Regions from separate parts of the Homo sapiens genome. Here region 2 is linked to region 1. A link is a loop called in an ENCODE intact Hi-C map of the cell type or tissue named here. Cell type or tissue: heart left ventricle. All regions are shown on one strand.

Region 1 (8,000 bases):
AAACACAGAGAGAAGGTCTAACAAACATGCAATTGGCATCCCAGAAGGCAAAGAATAGAGAATGAGAAAGAAAAAGGAGTCAAAGTTCTGCAGAGAAAGATGTATTACACTCGGATTCGGAGGTCCAACGCTGGTCATTTCCCTTACTCATTGATTAGCATTGGGCAAATCCCTTATCTCCTCTGATCTTCCTTTTTCTCATCTGTAAACTTGAATTAGTAATATTTATTTCTCAGAACTTTTAATGACATCATCTATAGATAACAAAGCTACAAGGTGAATTTTTAAAAAATTATGTTCATTATTTTCATCATTATTATGTTTTCACTCAGTTACTCTAGTGAAACAGCATGCCATCATTATCCCTAGTACACTTCAGGATAAAATTACCTATGAGCCAAAATGAAAATTAAATTTTACCTAGGTTGTGTCTCCTCTTCATTCTAAATTTAGTTTTTATTTTTATTGCATGTGTCTTCATATTTTTCCCATTTCTGTAACAGGCAAGTTCTATTCCAGAAATCACTGAATACTCAAGTTAGGGGGATGGCAAAGGATTTCCTTCTGGAGGCCATTTCTTGGGACTTGAAATTCCTGGGCAGAGGGCACAAGAGACAGAGTGGAAAATATGCCCCCAGCTTGAGTTAGGGAGGGCTGAATTCATTCATATTTCTTAATCATTTAGTTTCCAGTCACATTAGAACTGAGTGAAAGCCCAGAATTGTATCAGGAAGGGTGTACCCATCAGACTGATGAAAATTGCATGCAATTGTGAGCATATGTGTATGTTTATATGCATAGAAAAAAAAATTCCTAATGGAACTCATGCCTGGGAAATAAGATTTTAGATGGAAGATTTGTAACTACAGAAACCCACATGTCCAGTTTGCTGATTTTTATCTATCTGGTAGAATTCTAAACCACAGTCTCCAAATCAGTTTATACTCTTGTTGTTGTTGTTTCTACAAAGAAATAAATAATAAAAGATAGAGATTGAGCAGGTGGGAATAAAACAATAGGAAAAAGAAAAGGATGGAGAAGAAAATGAAAGCAGCGATGTCTGCTGGGGTTGCCAAAACAAAATCACAGGCCACGTAGCTAAAACAACAGAAATTTCTTCTGTCACAATTCTGGAGTCTGGAAGTCTGCCAGCAGGGTTGGTTTCTTGGGGGCCTCTTTCTCTGGCTTGCAGACAGCTGCCCTCTGCCTGGGCTTGTCCACTGGCATTACTGATGTCTCTTTTTCTAATAAGGATGGCAGTCATATTGCATTAGGACCACACCCATGGGCCCCAATTGAACCTTCATTACCTCTTTAAGGTTCTAATTTAACCTTCATTACCTCTTTAAGGGTCACATTGGGAGTTAGGGCTTCAACATACACATTTTGAGGGGACACAGTTCAGACCATAACAAGCAGAGTGAAATAAGGGTGAAGTGTGAGTGAATGGCCTCATAGCTGAAACGCTTGGCTGCATCCACACCAGCACCACATTGACCAACCCAGCAGGTGAGAAAGCTGCAGACCTTTGCTGCTTCTCTTTATTGAGGGTTTAGAATTTAGGTTAGTGAGAGTCCGTTGGTTTTGTCAGCTGAGGTGCATGGGTTTGGGGTCCTGAGTCTCTTCTCTTCTCACTTTTCTGATGCTCCACTCTCTGTTTTTTCCAAATCCTACCTTCTGAGTAATTGAGAATTCTAGACATTCTAGGTATGCCTCCAAAATCAAGCTACCAAACTCTGGGTGAGCCATGTGTAGGACGGTGAGCCACAGGACACCTGCTGTAGGCATCGAATTCCTGAATGGTGGGACACTGTGTGTCTCTGGCCCTATTCCCTCTCCAGGACAAACCTCACCCTTTCCTGCAAATGTACTCAAAATAGTACATTTATCCACGTCAATTCAGCAAAGGCTGCAGATCCTGGGACTACAGTATCTCAGACGCTGTTCTCAGCGAGCTCATGGTCCAGTGGAGAGCACAGACAAACAGCAAGGCAGGAGAAATCGCCTCTGAAGAGCCCAGGGAGCAGCGCGGGTGAAAAGCAGGGTGAGAGCAGGGCCTTCGGATTGGGAGAATCAGGACTCGCTTCAAGTAAAGCACTTTCAGCTATGAGGCCATTCACTAACCCTTGGGGAGGACGTGGAACAATGAACAGGAATTTGGGGAAAGGGTGGAGTGTAGGATGGACGGGACTGAGTGTGAAAGAGGCAAGGGTGAGCTATTCCACTCGGATGGAAAGTGTGAGTGAAGTCACAGAAGCAGGGCTGGCTGCAGCAGAGAAATGTCTTCTGAATCAGCTAGTGAGCTGCTCATGACCATCAGCCTGCTGCTTTATCAACATGTTTTTGAACAAAACTGCAAATCTGAAATTGACACTTCACCCCCTTCACCAAGTTTGGCTCTGAGTTACCTTCAGATTCCTATGGAATTCCAAGCTACCCTCGAAGGACTAAGGCTTGCCTTGATTGAGGATATATATAAAAATATTATTTATGTGCCTGGGGCTCAGAAAGCAATTTCCAAAGAGAATTTCTAAAGCTGTTCTGAGCATTATATAGCCTCTTGAGATTATGGATTTTTTTCCAAACATATAACAGAACTCTACACATCCTAATGAAAGTTCACAGCAGTAACATCACTCTTTTGTCTGCCTCTTACATCCTAGCACTTCTGGAGTCTGCAGGGCACATGAAGGAGTATAAGACCTGAGTTTTGCTCTCATTAAGCTCACAGTCTCTGCAAAATCAATCCTGCCAGAGGGAGAGCTTGGCAGTCCCTCCATCCCGTTATTAAAGTCTTTCCACAGCTGGTTCCCAATCTTACCTGGAGGGGTGGGTATAACATAGTAGTAAGGCACATGGGAGCCAAATAGACCAGGGTCTGAGTCCCATCTCTGTTTCTTGCAGGCTGTGTGATCTTGGGCCAATTGCTTGACCTCTCTGAGGCTCAGTGTTCTTTTCTGTGATGATAATAGATATAATAACTACTTCATAAGGTCCTGTGAAGATTAAATGAGCTGTACACATGAAACATGCAGCACTTTACCTGGAACAAAGGTCGGGCTTTCGTGACTATCCCGGGAGAACCAATTAAGGCCAATGCAAAATGCACAGAAGGGAGGTAGACACTGTCCACCCAGGTTAGGCCCCACCTGCTCCCTGCCACCAACCAAAAGAAGAGTGGGACCCCTGCACTTGCCAAACTGCTCTCTCCTCTGCTCTGCACAGGACTCCTGCAGCAGCAGGATGTCTCCCAGGTCCCCAGCGGCCTGCTACGTCACCGACACTGCTTGTCCATGCCATTGTACGAGGCAGTTGTGCAGCTGCAGGCTGCCCCAGGCCAGCCAATGGTTAGTGTAGAACTCGGCTCTTGCTACTTTCCTGACAAGCACGGATTTTTACTGCTTTACCTCAATCTGGCCGTCTCCTCAGACCTTTGCACACACCAGGAGTGTCAAGATCTAAGGTCAGCTCCTGGGGCTTCAAGAGTCACCTCTGTTTTCCTTCCACTTCCCCAGCAACTCTACAAGGGCTGAATGCATCCTGTTTCAGGAAACCCTGGAGGAGGGAGACCCCGAGTGCCTATGGATACATTAAAAGGGAAGAAAGAAAGTGCAGAGCTGGTTGGGTCACTGCCGCCCGGCCAGGGGCGGAAAGGAGCCACGTGGTGCTGTACAAGTGTTTCCATTCAGGATGAGTCACAAACCCTGGACCCTGAAACAACTTGGCAAATGGAAAGCCAAAGGGATTGTTCTTGATGTCTGTGTGGGTCCCCACTGCCAAGTTTCAAATACCATCTCCCTCCACACTCCCCTTTTACGCTCAGGGAAGGACAGGCGCATGTACTGACCTGATCCCACTTGCCCAGGAAGCTGGCTGCAGGGCAGGATGGGGGCCTCTCTGGGGCATCTGTAAAGGGTGAGCTTCTTTATAGAGCTGGGTCAGGCTGGCTGCAGCCCATGCACCAGTCCTCTGAGGTGTCCTGAGCCTGGAGAAGGGGTGCCTGGGTGAGTGTAGGAAACTGCAGTTTCAGAGGAAGAGGTGACTCACCAACAGTATGCAATGCTGCATTCAGTAGGCATGGCACCTGCCCTTCCGAAGCTTATGCTGAAGTGACTAGAAAATTACAGTCTTCCCATATGTATGTCATACTCTCGCCAGGGTTTTCATGTAAGAAGACCTCTGTCCTCAAACCCTTTCTGCTGTTTCCCCTAAACATGTCCTGCTCTCACCTGACCTCTGCACGTCCTCTCCTACCCTCAGGCTTCAGACCTTGCCAGCTCTGCCTGCAGGTGCAAGAGCCTCCTAAATGCTGTTCCTGCTCCTGTCCTTACCTCACCCTATCTATTCTCTTCAAAACAGCCAGAAGGAACTTTTAGAAATGTCAGTCAGATCAGGTCCCCTCATAGTTTAAAACCCCTTCCACAACCTGCAAGGCCCTCCATGGTCAGGGCCTTCCCCACCCTCACTGCTGCATTTTGCCTTTCTGGAACAGAACCAAGTTTGCTCAGGGCCTTTGCAGTTGCTGTCCCCGGCGCCTTATCTCTCAACAGCTCCCTTTGTCACTCAAATCTCACTTCAGTTGTGACCCTTTCAGAAAAGGCTTCCTTACCACCCCCACCCCAACTCCCAAAGCACCAACATTTTCTCTACAGGCAGAAACTATACAATTAAAAACACATAAACAGAATTTAATAAGTTTAGAATAAGATAGTAAGCTCTGCAAGAGTGGCTCCCATCTCTCCTGTTAATCGCACAGAATCGGCACTCAGTATTTACAGAATAAATCCTACCCCATGCAAGTTAGGGTGCCTGCATTTCTTGGTGGAAGAGCCTGGAAGTTTCCTGCCCAGGCAGGGTGGGGCTGGGCGAGCTGGGCCATAGGCAGGAGAAGCCCAGTGAGGACGTGGAGCTGCAGAGTCCCTGCCTGGAGTGCAGCCCCCACCTTGAAGGGATTCTCAGGGAACTAGAGGCCATTGCTGCCCAGTCATTGGCTGAATCTGGTAGTTGCTTGTTCTCCCAAGTTCCTCTCTCCACGAAGCTCCTTGAATGTACATTCAGGAATTTATCATCATGGCACTTTTTTTGTCTGTTTCTAACCTATAATTCCATATATATATATATATATACACACACACACACAAGGGCTCTGGAATAGATCTCTAAATTCCCTTCAGAGCCAGCATTTGATGGTTTACGTGAAAATGTGTTCCACCTGGAATCAGGGTGCATTTGGGTCAAGCCTTTAAGAAAACAATTCAGGCTTAGCTGGGACATCCAGAAGAGATTATAGACGCTCCTGCACAGCGGGCATCCCAGCTAATGGGGCTCTCACGCACCTGACCCGAGCGCAGTGTGAAACAGCACCAGATGATGATGAGGCCCATATCCTGACCCCTCCAGGGCTCAGTATTTAGCTTCCCTGTGCTTAGTTTTCTCTTCCTGGAATGTCTCCACTCTAAGCAGAGACACCATTAAAAAGGGTTTTAAATTGAGCAATGAGAAACATTCTCTGCATGAGATTTTAAAGTCCACACGTGAGACTGGCGGTTCTTCAGCTCAGAGGCACCTGGGGTGCTTGTTAAAAGTGCAATCTCCGGCTCAGTTCCAGAGTGCTGACTCGGTGCACTGGTGGCACCTAAGAATCTCTATTCATGAAGCTTCCAGTGATTCTGGCGCAGAGTTTGTGGTGGAAAACTACCCACACTCAGTGTGACAGAACCTGTGCCCTGCAGAGACATGGGTTAGACAGGCTCTAGGGCTCTTGCCTTGCCCGTCTCTTGAGGCTGTGGGAAACACAGGAGGTTCTGAGCAGGCTCTTCGTGTGTGCCTCTAGCAACTGAGTTCCAGAACCCTCAGTCACCTGAAGGGCCTGTCTACATGATGCCAGGTAGCTGGACAGTTAGAGAAGGCAAGGCCATTCATTTCCAGAGCTACAGGATTAGTAAACCCAACTTCTAGTACACGAAAATTCTTCATCTTTAGGTGAGGGAACACACGAGAGGATTACCTTCAGGCTATCAAACCTCCAGAAAACGACCTATGACTTCTGGCTGTCCCTTCCTCTCCTATTGAGCCAGCTGAAGGAATTTAAAGAATAGCAAGCTTGACTCTGCCCAAAGGGGTATTTTCCTCATCTCTTCAGAGAATTTGGTTGCTCTACTCCCACTATTTAGAGGTTATGGCAGGAATTTCAAAGCTCTTTTAACAAGTCTGTTATCCACCTTCATACACAAACCTACAAAACCAAATTCATGGTGCATCTGTCCCCAAGGTTAGAGAATTCGACATGTAGGTAAAGAGTCATTAGAGCACATTTCCCAAGAGCAGACCCACTGTTTCTCACTATCCACACAACCAAGAGCCTGCAAGAATACTGAAACCCTCCACCGGGGACGGGGACAGTCCAGAACCCATGCAGCATTATTCATTATGCACCAGAGAAACTGACCCACCCGCAGGAACAGCCGCATGAGCTCTTTCAGGCCTGACCCCTGAGAATTCTCTCCACAAGCAGACCCAGTACCTCCCCAGGGCTCACCCACCTTAAGGGATCCATCTGGGACAGATGGGGAGAAGTCAGCCCTCACAGAACTTCTACCAATCTGTGGGTCCACAAAGCCCTAGAGGAAGAAAATCCAAGGCTCAGGACTTCTTTTGTCTTCATGGTGAGCCTTCTCCTCCTCTCTGCTCTTACAGTTCCACCTCCAGCCTATAAAAAATAAAAAGCTGGGAGAATGAGAGCGAGCAAGGAGCATTCTTCCCATCGTGGCCCTTCCCACACAGGCACCAGGAGTACCTTTGGGCCACAGCCAGTAGAATATGTCTAGCATCGCCATTGATGCAAGGAGCAAACTTCTTGGGCGCTAGGCCCAGGCAGCTCTGAAGACTCCGAAGAGTAAGAGTCCAGTGAAAGGGTAATGATGTTCATAAATCATCCAGATGTCAGCACCAGGACAGGAGGTGCACCCACCCAAACTGCAAGGCCAAGGTCATGAGCATCCTACCCTTCAGGGAGAGAACAAAGAAGACACGCTGCTGATGCAACCCATGGGCAGGGATGGGCGAGGGGCACTTTCTAGAGCCAGCGGGTTCTGGTCCCCAGACATACCACTGAGAGCAATAAATGCACCGGCTCTGTTGGATCTCAGAGAAGAACTACCAGATTTCTTTCATTTAAGCAGTAGAAGCATTGTTGGCAAGATAATCCTTGCATTTTCTTGTTGAGTTCCAGAAGCCGTTACTACATACCAGTGAGCCGAAATAGCTAGAATTCTAGAGTCATACGGGACCCTATAGATGTGGGACCCAAGGACATATGTCCACAGAGAGAAGGTATCACAAAGAGAGGACTGGGCGATGGTGAACTGGAGGTGCAGATGCCATGGAAAGTTTCCAGCCCTGCTCAGCCCCAGTGCTAACCCACTGTTACCACGCAAGAAATTGGTGCCAGGTTTGTCAGAGCTAATGATTTTTCAATATAAGCCCCAAATTCAGATTTTTATGTGAAATTTCCCAATTTTAAAATGTTGGCAACAAACTCAACGTTATTTAAAACACGGTACAGGCCAAATTAAACCCATCTGGGGAATGGCAGATGTGGCCCCTGGACCTGCAGCTCATGACTTATGATATGCATCAATTATTTCACAACCAGTCATGATAATAGCTGATGTTAATTGAATGCTTCACACATATTATTACATTTAGTCTGTACAGTTGAGGAAATTAAGTTGATAGGAGAACAGGTAACTTCTTCAAGTCTGCATGGCCATATAAGTGGGGGAGCCAGGACAAATCCAGGTCTGACTAATGTCAAGTGCTCTTAGCCATTAGTGATACTGCAGTTTCAGGAACAAACTGTAGTTGCCCTTAAACCCATTCATTCCAAGGGATGGCATGCTGAAATTGACAATGGGTATTTGAACTGCTTAGTGTTTCCGGGAGGGCAAGACCCGGAAAGACAGGCTTACAAAAAAGAAGCTACCATCTTGCCCGTGAAC
Region 2 (8,000 bases), 73 kb after region 1:
GATATTTTTGCTACGTAAAGAATTCTAGGGGGGCTTTTTTTTCCTTTCAGTACTTTAAAGAGGCTTTTCAACTGTCTTCTGACTTGCATTGTTTCCAGAGAGAAATCTGTCATCCTTACCCTGTTCCTCTGTATGTAATATGTCTTTCTCCAGTGGTTACTTTTAAAATTTTTCTCTTCATAATTGGTTTTAAAAAATTTAAACACTTTAACATTTAACCATTTTTATGTGGTTTTCTTTGTGTTACTTGTGCTTAGGATTTGTTGAACTTCTTAGGCCTGTGGCTTTGCAGTTTTAATCAGATTTGGGGAAAAATTGAGCAATTTTTAAGTTTGATTCTAGAATGTGGCTAGGTTACTCAAAAACAGTTGGTCTTTTCAGGACTTGCTTTAAACTTCGTTAGCTGGGACCAGAGCTGCATTTAGCCTAGGGATAATTTTTCCCACTATTGAGGTAAGACACTTCTTAGAATTGTAGCTGATGCCCCTTAAATCGGGTTTTCAACTGTGGCTTTTGGAAACAGACTGTCTGTAACATTCGGTTACTGTTTCCTCTAATCCTCTCAAGGTGATTCTTTCCCCAGCCTTGGATAATTTCTCACATGCATGGCCTGATTCACGCTCAACGGAGTACTTGACAGGAATCTCCTGAATATCTCTGGAATTCTCTCTGCCTGGATCTCTCATTTATGGTGGTTGTTCTGTGGAAATTCTAGCTGCCTTGGCTTCCCTGGACTCCTAATTTTGTCTTCCCAACTCAAGGAAACATCTGATTCTTACCTGCACTGTGACCTGAATATTTTTTGCAGGTTGCAAGCTGGAGTAATCACAGGGCTCCCCTCCTACTTTTCCTTTGTCACTTGATGGTCAATGTCCTGAGTGTCATTGTTTCATACATTTTGTCCAGTGCTGTAGTTGGGTCAAGTGTGAGGGTAAATCCAATCCCCATTACTCCATCTTGACTGGAAGTGGAAGACGCTTAGTTACTTTTTATATCTCAACTCTTTAAGGAACCTTCTCCCTTTCTTGCCAGATCATGTCTGATGTCCCCAGCTGTGCACATCATGGAACCCTGTATTTTTTCCTCTGGGTTAATTATAACAACGGTAAGTAAATAATTTGTACAAATTGTTGAAGTGAGACAAATTTGCAGTCTTCCTCCTCCCATTTGAGGGAAACTAAAAACAACATAATTTAATCAGAACTGTAATTATTTCCCAAATTATAAATAGAATAACCATTAAAAACTGAAGTTACTGTGGTGTGATTCTTCCAGGCTTGATCAGAACAGGAAAGAGCCTGGGGCCCTTTCACCCACTAATGAGGTCCTATCATTCCCAAGGGACTAAGCCAGAAAGGCCTGCTAATACAGAAATATTATTTTTCCATCATGGGATTTAACTATCTGGACACTAAGAAAAGCTTATGTTTATCTTAGAGTGATATCTTTAGCTAACATACCACTTAAGTCGGGAACCAGCAGGTCACAATTTCACTGGTAGGTACAGGATCTACTTACACACTCACTCATGGGCTGTGTAGCCTGAGAAACTTAGAGTCAGTGAACATCTGTGCTCATCTAGTTAATGCTAATTGAGACTGAAGATTGAAAGGAAGAACCTAGAGCCTCAGCCAGTGGAGGAAATGTATTTTTCCAGAGAAAACATTTGAGAGGTGGCAGATTGAGAGGCTTAAAGAAGAAATACACATGAATATAAAAGTGAACCTGACAGCCAGGTCGGAGAAGGATGTCTTCCTTGTGAAGGCCCAAGATAAAGTCTCTTTCCTTTGTGTAATAAAATAGGAAGTTCTAAGTACAGTTTCAGGCTTTGTCCTTTTGAGTTGGAATGTTTCCTTCTGAGATCACCACAACTCTTCCATAAGGAACGTCACGTATGTACCACAACCCATTGTGTTGCGTGGGGAAAGGAGTGCTCCTCTGTATTCCTTTCTTGGATCCAGTGGAGAAGTGGGCTGCAGCTCCATAGGCAGGTTTGGATGCTGGGCCATTCACGGCTGTCAACAATAGAGAGGCTTATGACCCTGTAGGCCCCGGAGAAGATATTGCAGAGACATACTCCAAATCTCTTAATTGCCTTATAGTTTATGGAATACTACCATTTGAAGGAAAAGAAGTGGTTGCAACAACACCTGAACTACCTTTTTTAATATTTTCCCCCAAATAGACTATGTGTTCTGATATGGCAAAGACTGCCTGTCTTATTTGTAATGATATCCCCAGCTGTTATTTCAGTGTCTGGTATGTTAGAGGAACTTAGAAAATATGGGATGGATGCATGAATCTAAGTGTTAACCAGAAAATTCTCATACCCTCTAACAAATTTGGACAATGAACACAACAGGGACAGAACATGAAACCCAGGTCTAGCTTTCTAGTTCTAGACCATTTACTCTCCTTGTTAGCTGGGCTTTAGGAAGCAGAATTGGAAGATGAAAAGATGATCCTTCATGCAACTTAGGGACTCTTCCCAGCACATTTTGCTGCATTTCTCTGCCAAACCCTAAAGCCCCAAGACTCCTCTTAGCTCAGTAACACCTGTGCATTTCCTTAAATCCATTTCCAGAGTTGATAAATATACAAGGCAGAACAGAGTGGTGCAGCTCAAGGAAGTAAGCATGAGGATAATGGGTCCCTGTGCCCTGGAAATCTGGCACCAGTGGACTGTGTTAATTAGGTGCAAAGAAGCCATCTGGTCAATTTAGTTTTAATCTCATCAAGTTTTTTGAAAAACATTTGCCAGTGATGGGGCGTGAAGGGAAAATTTAAAAATAGTATAATTAGATGTGATGCCAGGAAGTCCTTGTCACGTGCCATCCAAGAGCAAAGAAGGAAAATGAAGAAGAAATTGCAAATACAATTAAATAAATACACCAAAATAAATGATAACAAAGCCAAGCAGACCTTGGCCTCAGTCCCTGCATTCTTCTAGGCAGTTCACTGCACTCTGTGTGCCGAGTTGCTTGGCAGGCTTTGCTTAGCTGGGCTGGGTTCAGCAGTGCTCAGGAATGTGAGTGGGAAGAGGTCGCCAGGCACCATTGCCCTGGCAGAGTGTCACTGAGTGTCACTGAGAGGGTGGAAGGGGTGGGACTGATATAAACCAGGCAGTGTCCTGCTGTCTGTGCACCCTGTACTGTGCTAGGTGTACCTGACCACCAAGACACAGTTACTCTCCACCTCTCTCCCCCGGGAGGAAAAAAGCTGCAGGGAGCATCTCTAAAGCTGAGCTTGTCTACCTGAATTATTCCATACCTAATGACCACTATTCAGCAAGTGCCTTGCATTCTCTAATCCCTGAAAACGTATGCAAAAAAAAAAAAAAAGTTTTACGTAGATGCCAGATTCTTGCATTTAATGGGGCAGCACCAGGAAGTACTAGAGATCCTTAACTTCAAGAGCAGGGGTCACTTTAAGATCTGCTGCCAGGCCAGGTCCAAATTCACAGCATCAAATCTTCAAAGACGGAACCAAGAGGGATCCCCTCTATTGCTCTACCCAGAAATACATTCAGAACCAAAGCTACCGAGTCAATGGCAAGTTACCAGTTTCTCTCTACTTCTTCTGTTCTGCAGCTGAGGCATTATCTATAGAACGTGTTTCTACAGCACAATAGTGCCAGCCTTAGAGTCCAAAGGCATGGGTCTGTGTCTAGATCCATGACTAGCTGAATCCACTGGCAGGTCACTGAAAGTCTATGAGCTTCAATTTGTTCATATATAAAACAAGATATATTTTCTCACCATTCTAAATGATAAACTGGCAAACATCTGTATGTTAGGTGTTATTATTGTTAAAGCTCTTGGAAACATACTGGAAGTACTCAAAGAAAGTATGTAGCAACTGCTGTGCCCTGGCTCAGTGTCAGGAGCATGAGTTCTGTTGCCTCATTCTGGGTGATTTGCTTCACTTCTCTGAGCTTCTATTGCTTCATCTGTAAAATGAGAGGGTGGGACTAGATTTCATACCAGTCTAGGCTTATCTGAGGCCCCTTACAACACCAGCTTCCCAGTGTACATAAAAGCTCATCTTGGGAAGACTGACTTACAACCCCAAAGACTGTATGCCCATAGCTCAGAATCTCCACATCTAGATGGGGGTTGGCAAACTACAAACTGCTGGGCCAAAGCCAATCCAACTGCCAGTGTTTGTGAATAAAGTTTTATTGAAACACAGCCATGCTCATTCATTTACTGCTGCCTACAGCTGCCCTCATGCTACGACAGCAGTGTAGTAGTTCGGTTAGTAACCACATGAAAGCCAGGCCTAAAATATTTACTGTCTTTCCCTTTATAGAAAGTTCACCATCCCTTGTTGTAGATGGTTGCTGGGTGATTTCAGCAAAAATATCAAACCACGTCTTACTTTCTTTTTTAAAAAAGTACGAAACATGGATAATCTGAGATACGTTGATGCTTTCTTTGGACAATCTAAGACACTGCTTAGGTGCATTAACATCACATAATAATAACAACAATAAACCTACTCAATCAACAGGTCTATTATTGGGAGGGAAGGGACATTTATACCTTTGGCATTGTTTTTACCAGACAGAAAACTTAATTAGACAAGGGTTTTATTCATAAGAAATAAGGCCTATGTTACATTCATAAGGATAAGGGGAATACAAACTTCTCTTAAAAACTAGATGAGCAGGCCGGGGGCGGTGGCTCATGCCTGTAATCCCAGCACTGTGGGAGGCCAAGGCGGGCAGATCACGAGGTCAGGAGATCGAGAGCATCCTGGCTAACACGGTGAAACCTTGTCTCTATTAAAAATTAATCAGGTGTGGTGGCGTGGTGGCGGGCACCTGTAGTCCCAGCTATGCAGGAGGCTGAGGCAGGAGAATCGCGTGAACCTGGGAGGCGGAGCTTGCAGGGAGCAGAGATCACGCCACTGCACTCCAGCCTGGGCGACAGAGGGAGACTCCGTCTCAAAAAAAAAAAAAAAAAAAAAAAACTAGATGAGCAGAGGGCAGAATGAGTATGGGAGAAATTAATCTTTATTCTTATAGACAAATCAACTCTACCCTGGAGTGGAAGTTCTTCATCATTTTCTAGCTCATCTCATCCTCGTTCATGGGGAAATCAGAGTCTATCTTCCTGTCACTCCCACTATCCTCTCCTCCCCAAAACCCAGCAAAAACCGCTGAACCCAGAGCTTAACGGAAAGAAGGAAAAACAGTGAATTCTTGCAAGGTCTGAGGCTCTAGAATGTGCAAGGCCCAACAATGAGCGAGAGAACTAATCCATTATCCCATTATCCTATAGAGGGGCAATGAGTCCCAGCGAAATGCTGAGTGCCACCCCCTCGATCACCAGCCCCCTCCCCAACCCCCCGCCAACACAGGGACTTTGGCACAAAGAGTCTGAAACAAGAAAGTAATGGGAAGTGACAGAAAGATAGGAAACAAAGGCACAGCCATCCAGGTGGGGCACTCTCTGAGCGTTTAGTGGTCGGCCTTCTCCCAAGTAGTGAAATCAACCAAGTAGCTAAATCAACATGGGATGGTGTGTGTGTGTGTGTGTGTGTGCGCACACATGCACCTCTGCAGTTCCTATGCCCAAGGGAGGGTGTTACCCTCCATACCAGTTATTGCTGTATAACAAGCCAGCCCAGTGATTTATCAGCTCACAAATCTATACATAATTAAGTTGGGTTGAGCTGAGCAGTTCTTCTCCTAGTCTCTCCTGAATCATTCATGCAGCTCTAGTCAGCTGGAGGATCAGCTGGGGGCTGGCTGGTCTAAGATGGCATCATCTGCCCTCCTGGCAGTTGGTGCTAGCTGCTGCCTACGCTTTATGCCTCTAGCTGCTCTGTGGGGGAGGAAGGGTCTGCAGCAGCAAGAGAAGGCAAGTCCCAATGCACAAGCACCTGGCAAGCCTCATGTCCCATCACATTTGCTAACATCACGTTCACCAAAACTAGCTCCCTGGCCAAGCCCAGTTTGAAGGAGTGAAGTAAGCCTCCACTTCATGGTGGCAGAAACAGCAAACTTGCCGTGCACAGGACATGCACACGGGGATGGGAGGAATCTGTGGTCATATTTAACAATCTATCACGCCATCCTAATTCTGAGTCCACAGAGGATGAAGTTGAGATTGGAACATGTCATGTATCTGCATGTTGTTAAGCTGTGAAGCATCAGAGGAAGGACTCTGGTCTTTGGAGTGAGTCAGAGAAACTTGGGATCAAAGCCTAGCTTCACTGCTTGCTTACTGTGACACCAAACATACCACTTAATCTGAGTCCATTTCCTCATTGGTAAAATGGTGGTGGTGTTATCTACTGCCCAGAGTGGAGTGCCTGACACAGTACCTGCCACAGAGGTCATCGAGGGTCTCAACTTCCACCCGCAGTTATCTGTGGCTCCGCGGATGAGTATGTTTCATGGTCAGCAACTCTAATGGGGCGAGAGTGCAGGGGCTTGGCTTTTCTGAGCAAGGAGTTTAGTGTCTGATAAATAGCAACACACTCATCTCCTATGTGCAGCTTCTCACATCAAAACCCACATGCCATGTGGAACTGTTTGGGCTCGGAGGGCCTGAATGCCTGAGGGCCCTCTAGACTTCAGTCTCTGAGAGGCCCCAACTCACACCACCCAGGAAGGAGAGAAGTGGGGCAATCGGGCGAGGGGCATTAACCTCTTAAACGCTGACTTTCTCCATTGTCCAGTCTTACAGATTGGGCCGTCAAGAAACTGTGTCCACACAGAAAGGGGTTTGGCAGAGGGAGAGGCCTGATCTTGTCTAGATTCTATTAAGGGGCTTGCACACAGACATTCAGCTTTGGAGCTAACCACAAGAAGGGCACTTGGAGGGCTCATGCCGGGCAACGGTGAATTTGCCAGAAAACTGGAAGTCACAGAGCACTAGCATTTGAGAAAGAAGGGTTCAGAGATACACAGCTGTGGCTCCCAAGCACAGAAAAGAACCTAAGCAGGGTCGGCCGTGGCTTGTGGCAGCCAGCAGTGAGAATCCTAAGAATACTCCACAGCCAGCATGTAAATGTGCTTGCTGGCAAGAGGCACACTCATCATTAAAGTGCTTTGGGGACATTAGAAGATATGTTTATGTAAGGCTCTGAGTGGTTCTTGGATGCAACACCAGGGCCTTAAAATGGCATGTCTGTGACAGGGGTTGTGTGCTTGTTGCATCAACAACCAAGATCTGGAGACGTTAGGCACAACAGTTTCTTAGTAAGTACACCAGAGGTGCAGTCTCAAAAATTTTAGGCATTTGAATGGAAAAAACCCAGTTGCCCAAATTGCTGAAGTGGTTGGGTTGACTGATTTATTTAGGTTTCCCAGTTTTACCCCTAGAAGCTCCCACAGCTCAAGAAATCCCTCAGCCCATGCAAACCAGGATGTTGGTCACCCTAAAGGCCGATAGCTCCTAGTTACCAGCAGTCAACCATCCAAGAGCTAATTTAATCCTGGACACTCAATGAGTTGCTTTAAGGATCTTGTGGCAGCAATAAATTAAACAATGAAAGAAAGACCACCTTGTGCTGTGTCTAGATTGGGCCTCACCTGGCATATTAGCCCCCCAGAGCAAATAGTGTGTGTGTGTGTGTGTGTCTGTGTGTCTTTGTGTGTGCACATGCATGCGTGCACTCACAGCAGCGTTGGGGGGATTTATTTTAAGGAATGGACTCACAGGACAGTGGAGACTGGCAAGTCCTAAAGCTACAGGATGGGCTGGCATTCTGGAGACTGAGGAAAAGTCGATGTTGCAGTCTTGTTTCTGAAGGTCGTCTGGAGGCTGAGATTCCTCTTCCTTGGGGATGTCAGTGTGTTTGCTCTTAAGGCTTTCACAGGATTGGATGAGGTCCACCCATATTTTCATGTGATCTACTCAGTCTAGTGATTTAAATGTTAATCTCATCTGAGAAATATCTTCACAGCAACATTCAGATGTGCTTGACAAAATAGCTGAGTATGGTGGTCTAGCCACATTGACACAGAAAAATTAACCATCACACTT

The links. A loop is a pair of places that touch in the nucleus more often than their neighbours do. Peaks named below come from ENCODE experiments on the same cell type or tissue, not always from the same donor. Only the 100,000 strongest peaks of a DNase experiment are listed, where the experiment ranks them.
Region 2: a loop joins it to region 1, with 2.3 times the contacts of the local background. A loop is called at or near these places in 5 of 110 quality-filtered maps.

What each region holds. Positions count from the first base shown.
Region 1 is chr11:130,722,128-130,730,127 of GRCh38, reverse strand. It overlaps LOC105369575 (a long non-coding RNA gene), which reads right to left and starts at 6,709. Exons shown (of 4, transcript XR_007062954.1): 1 at 6,543-6,709; 2 at 3,848-3,985; 3 at 2,822-3,579; 4 at 1-594. In heart left ventricle, no CTCF peak of the experiment used is centred here; DNase peaks (open chromatin) are centred at 3,267, 3,637 and 3,887; H3K27ac peaks cover 1,255 bases.
Region 2 is chr11:130,649,064-130,657,063 of GRCh38, reverse strand. No RefSeq gene overlaps it. Among named protein-coding and RNA genes, the nearest start is that of MIR8052, 14 kb to the left of the region's middle. In heart left ventricle, no CTCF peak of the experiment used is centred here; a DNase peak (open chromatin) is centred at 3,023; H3K27ac peaks cover 4,165 bases.